Regions from separate parts of the Homo sapiens genome. Here region 1 is linked to region 2. Evidence: chromatin contacts called from ENCODE POLR2A ChIA-PET data. All regions are on one chromosome and are shown on one strand. Each heading gives the region's core, a stretch centred on a gene start or an enhancer-like site at or near the end of the contact. The rest is flanking DNA. Distances are from core to core; before and after follow the strand shown. Region 1 holds the start of IWS1 (interacts with SUPT6H, CTD assembly factor 1). Region 2 has its middle 5.2 kb from the start of FHL2.

Region 1 (2,700 bases), core at 11-2,510, about 22 Mb after region 2:
GGATTACAGGCATAATCCACCGCACCTGGCTTAGGAAAGTGTTTTTAAGCAGTGCATGCCTGGAAAACGCTTTGCAGTCATTAGAATTCACTGTCCTACGTAAGGAAAAGCAATGAACTCAAAACAGTAAAGGGCTTAACGCTTAAACAATTATTTAAGCACTCAAGTTTTCTTTTTAATTTTCAATTTTTGTGGGTACATAGAGGGTGTATTTATTTATGGTGTATTTAAGAACTTTTGTAACAGAACGCCCCAACAGGACTAGCACACAAAGGGAAAGCAAATGCGACGTGTTTCCCACACCAGGTTCTGCCTCACTTATCCTTAATCTCAGGTGCCAAGCACCGTGCCAGCAGAGTGGGCCCCAGTAACAGCTTACAGAATAAACAAACAGTAAAGAAAGGAGACCAAACTTCGGTGAGGAGGAAGAGGAACGATCTCAAGGTGGAGGAAAGGCACAAAAACCACCAGTAAGTGCCAGAAGCGCATTCCTTACTCTATGCATGCAACTGAAACATGGGTCCTGCACTTACGTCCGGTGTTGCAAGCAAGATTAAACCACTCCTAACTAGCAGTGAAAAGTCTAGGAAGGATCCCCCGCCCCAACGCCCCTTGGATTCTCCAACTACTCAACTACTGAAAACTCTCTTAACAGAAGACACCTCTCCTTCCCTGCACACAATAGGAGCTTAACATATGAAAGTGACTTCCCAATTTCAGCAAAAACCTTCGCCGATTCAGAAGAAAGCTTTCCCACCAGAATCCCCTCTCCAACGTTCTAGCTTCGACGCTTGCAGCTGGTCAGAGGGCTCTTGCCCTCCTCGGGCCGGGTCGCGGGAGGGAAGGTTTCGGGGGGCCTCCTTGCCCCCACCCGCGGGGTGCCAGGCCAAGCCCCGCCGAGTAACTGCTCCGCCTCCCAGCCCGGTCCCCCAGGTCCCTGCCCCACCTGACTGGTCGCCGCTGTAATATTCCGAGTCCATGGCAGGCGGACTCTCAGCGGGGAGTGTCCGCGCCCCGCGCCGCCCCCGTCACCTCCTTCCAGGCGGTGTGACCCCGGATGGCGCGGCTAAGTGTTCAGAGACTGCCGCCCGACCGGAGAACTTAACGGGTGCGGAGGGTAAGAAAGCGGTAGCGGCAAAGGCGAATTCTTTGACCTGGAAGCCCCGGCGGAAAAGGCCGTACCCGGCAGGCTGGCGGGCGGGCAGGCATGCGAGCCGGCGTTCTACTTCCTAGAAGCACCGCTGGGGCCAAAATGGCGTCTGCCCACGACCCTCAAAGGAATGCAGCGCGCAGGCGCCGCAACCCGTCAACCGGCCAATGAGAAGACGCAACAGCAATGACGCCAGGCACGGCCGGAAAGGAGACTCCTGGGAAAATTGAGCTGGAACTCGGGCTTTAGTTAAATACCTTCCTCGGGTGGATCCTGGTCTGACCCCCGTGGTAATAACGTTATCATTGATTCTTTATCATTTCCTAGATTCTGTGTCCGTGCCTTGTTTGAAGAGCTTTTGAGATACTCTTCCGAAAAATGAAGACCTGCTCAAATGACTTTTCCGTCATTCAGCCAAACCACTGTCTTTCCCGTCAGGCCCAGAGGCGCCTGGTTCCCGCCCGCAGTAGGCAAGAAAGCGGGCGTTGCTCACTGGGACTTGTAGTATGACGCCCGCGAGCTGTGATGCGTTACTAACTGGCGCGATCCACAGCGCCTCCTCTCCCGGCGTCTTCCTCTCTTTCATTCTAAACAACGATTTAATTTCCTTGTTAAGAAGCCATTTAGCCAACAGTAAGAAGTACACGTCTTTGCTTCCAGAAGGGTTCCCCTGATGAAACACCGGAGGAAGGTGAAGTTGAACTTTACCTGAGCCCTGTGTTCCTGGAAAACAGCGGTGATTAAGAAACCCCCTCATCTATTTGTGTTTCTGGAACGGCACACTGTAAAGAACCACCCGTCTCCATGTGACTCAGATAAAACGCGTGCAGATGACCCCCTTGTTTGCCTGTGACAAGGCCAGAGACCTTTCCCCTTTATTCTGAGCCTGTTAATAAAGCCAAACAGACCTTCCAAATTCCCGCTGATGATATCGAGTGATTAGTTGAGATTAGAACTCTCCTCCCCCCAACTTGTTAGACACAGAGAACATTTCCTGTTCACCTGACTGAAACTTCTCCTGATTGCAAAACAATCCCAACTGTCAATCATCCCACCTTCCTCCCTATAAAAGTCAAAACTACGCTGCCAAGACACTGATCATATCTGGAGTGCTCTCCCTATTGCAATAGGCTGAGTAAAATCCATTTCCTTACTTGTTCATTTTAGTCTTGGACAGAGAGGGGAACATTCTTGCCTTTGGATCGGAGGAGGGCCAGTAGAGGTTTAAGCAAAGACTCCCCAGGAGGTGTAGACATGTAGAAAAAGAGCCTTTTGTTACTACTGCAGATATCTGACCCTTCGTTAGCCAGTCAGAGTATGCTGGCAGAGCCCAATTATAGGCTCCTGAAGAGGACGTGGGAAGAGAAGAAAGGGGAGAAGTGGTTTCTCTCTGGAAATTCCCATTTTCCTGCAAGAGAGTTCATGGATATTCCTTTCCGAAGTGGTGGAAACAGCATTGAATCCAAATTCCTTCTTTTCAGCTGTGGGAATGACATCTTCTCAGGCAGTCTTGAGAATCAAAAGAACAAAGAATTAGCAATGCCCGAAAC
Region 2 (2,700 bases), core at 45-2,544:
AGCTTGATCTTTGAAGTCAAGCCAGGATTTGAATCTCTGTTCTATCTATGACTACTATGATCTCCAGTAACTACAAAACTTCCCTAACCCTCAGTTTGCTAGTTTGTAAAATGGGCTAATAACATATAGTCTGTGAAATTGTGGCGAAGGTCTTTTGAGATGCACATAAACCACTTAGAACTATTAACACATTACTTGGCATGAAGTAGGCCCTTTGTAAAGTCCTCTGTTTTATTCAATGGCAAAGGGGAAATTAATCCAGAATAAGAAGGAAATGGACTGAACTCCCACCAGAAGAAGAATTAAGGTTCAGATCCTGTTCAGATCCTGTTTCTTCTTGAGAGAAAACCTCTCTGCTATGGATAAAAGGCTAGTTCATGGAAGAAAATAAAAACAAAAAGTACTATTTCCTGGGGAAAGGATCAACGGTGACTGTGATCAGTTATTCAAGTTCTTCTTTTGTTTATTCCAATTATCCTGACATTCCTTCTTGAGACAACACTGCCCATAACGTTTTCCCGTCTCTCCTGTAGGTGGGCTTCAGGGAGAGGCACAGCTAGGAAGGGAGGAAAGAGAGGAAAAGACTTCCTGCGGCTAGCAGGTCTCAAAGCCTTGTCCCAGAGTGCAGCAGGATCCCCTGCAAACCTGTTAGAAGTGCACATTCTCAGGCCAGCTCCTGCTTTAACACGCCCTCCAGGTGATTCTGATGACTAAAGGTGATTTGAAGTAAAATAAATACCACTTAGGGCTTCCAACTCTGGACTCGGTAATTTACCAGAAACCTACGAAATGTCAGTTTAGGGCGTGGGGGAGGGACAGGGAAATAGAGATAGACTAAACATAGACTAGACTCAGGAACTCTAAAATCCAGTTGGAAGTATTACTTCCTCTGTCAGTTACTTCACTCAGGGAAGCAGGAGGTAGAAGTTTGAGCCAGGAGGTAGAAGTTTCAGCCAGTGGGTCTGAGCTGTACAAATGCTGAAATTTCATTCTCTGGGAGAGGCCAAAGAAAGGCAGGGCTTCTAGGCGTGTGCTCGCAACTGCCACCCTGTGGTGGGGTCGTGGGGGGGAGGCTGGTGGGCTAGACCCATCTGTGCAGGGGCCAACAGTAGCCTCCTACCCGGATGGGGGCTACCCCAGGGGGATTAGGATGAGCTCACCATTACCAGGTAGAAAGTGAACACAGGAAAACATGAGCTGGAGGTCAGACCGCCCTATGTTCGTTACCCTAACTGACCACTGCCATCAAGATTGTTAAGCATTTTGTCACCGTTAAAGGATTTCACACAAGCTGTTCCTCCCACTCAAACCTTGGCCAGGAAACTGGTGGATGATTTGCCCTTGATTCAGAGGCAATCATTCTTAATTGCCTCACATGGTTGGAAGGTGAGTAAGTGTCTAAGATCATAAATGCTGGCGGGAAGGGGTCAGGAGTGATCAAACCAGCACCCCTCCTGGCAGTGGGGTCAGGAGGCAAGTCCCTGCATGCCTTCCCATGACACAGTACCAGATCCCAGGGTGGTGGCACAGAAAGCTGGATTCGCTTTTTCTGGAAACACTATTTGCCCGGATCCAGCAGGGAAGTCTATGAAAGATGACTCTACGGGCAGGGTATGCACCTGCCTGTGCCCGTGAGCTGGGTGCAGTTGTGACGGGAGACCCAAGGGCCTCCAGCAAACAGGAGGAACTTGATCTGGTTACAGGAACGATCTTGCAGGATCCAAACTTTGTTTCTCTGCCTGTCAGACTTTCAGGAAAAGCTCAGCTTTCCACAAAGGGCAAGCTCTTTTCCTTTTCTTCTCCCTTCTGCCATGCTCTGGTTAGGAGGGAAAATGATTGGCTCTTTCTTGAGATACACAATTTCCATATCCCATTTCTTCCCTCTCTCCTTTTTCACAAACTATTTGTTGGATATAAATAATCAGTGTTTAAAGCCTCAAAACATGCCTGACTTTTAGCCAAATCCACAAACAACTCCATGATTCCGAGTTTCCCATCCTTGGTTAGAGTTTATTTGGAGCGTCGGATACAGTTTCCACTGTGGCTTTGATACCTCTTTAAGAAAGACTCTGTTTGGTACATTAATGACCAATAGAATGAAACTATTCACACCCATAGTTCATTTGGGCCAGTAAATGTTGCTGGATGGTTTCAGATGAAAAGTATTTGTAAGGTAGACTCTGAAAAACTTTGCTTCTTATTTGAGATCTCTTTGTCTCTGATTTCAGTCCTTTTCAGGAGCAATCCATTCACTTCTCTGCCTGCCTTCTCTTAGAGTTTTACTCTTTTTTTCCTCTGTCAATGATTCCAAAATCCATTTAAAGGAAGTATTAATGTCTAAAGTCTGTGCAAACCTGGCAAAATTCTCTTTTGAGTGAACGGTTTGCTTCCCTAAAATACCTGAAATGGGAGATTCTTCCAGGCATTTCTGAAATGGGGGAGTCTCATGCCTCACTTGTTCCTCAGAATGTTTATGTTATTTTATTTGAGACAGAGTCTTACTCTGTCACCCAGGCTGGAATGCAGTGGAGCAATCTCCGCTCACTGTAAACTCTGCCTTCCCTGATTCAAGTGATTCCCCTGCCATGGCCTCCCAAAGTGCTAGGATTACAGGCGTGAGCCACCATGGCTGGCAAGAGTGTTTATTTTAAACCACACCAAGATCTGTTATTCTTTGTGAATTAACTTTATGAGTCAACA

Evidence for each region. ChIA-PET counts read pairs that join two places held with the same protein, here RNA polymerase II (POLR2A).
Region 1: POLR2A ChIA-PET joins it to region 2 with 14 read pairs in H1. The contact joins the promoter of IWS1 here to the enhancer-like site in region 2. POLR2A ChIA-PET finds 5 or more read pairs at or near these places in 2 of 52 experiments (H1 and activated CD4-positive, alpha-beta T cell).

The regions. Positions count from the first base shown.
Region 1 is chr2:127,525,229-127,527,928 of GRCh38, forward strand. IWS1 (interacts with SUPT6H, CTD assembly factor 1) reads right to left here and starts at 1,261. Exons shown (of 14, transcript NM_017969.3): 1 at 947-1,261. The coding sequence starts at 980. RefSeq lists enhancers at 471-1,170, 501-580, 591-650, 1,181-1,240, 1,501-1,550 and 1 more and silencers at 831-940, 1,582-1,755.
Region 2 is chr2:105,402,942-105,405,641 of GRCh38, forward strand. It overlaps a transcript of FHL2 not described here. Among named protein-coding and RNA genes, the nearest start is that of FHL2, 5.2 kb to the left of the region's middle. Within about 2 kb of position 1,295, at least 17 of the 41 ENCODE cell types and tissues checked have a DNase peak (open chromatin) inside an H3K27ac peak, as active enhancers do.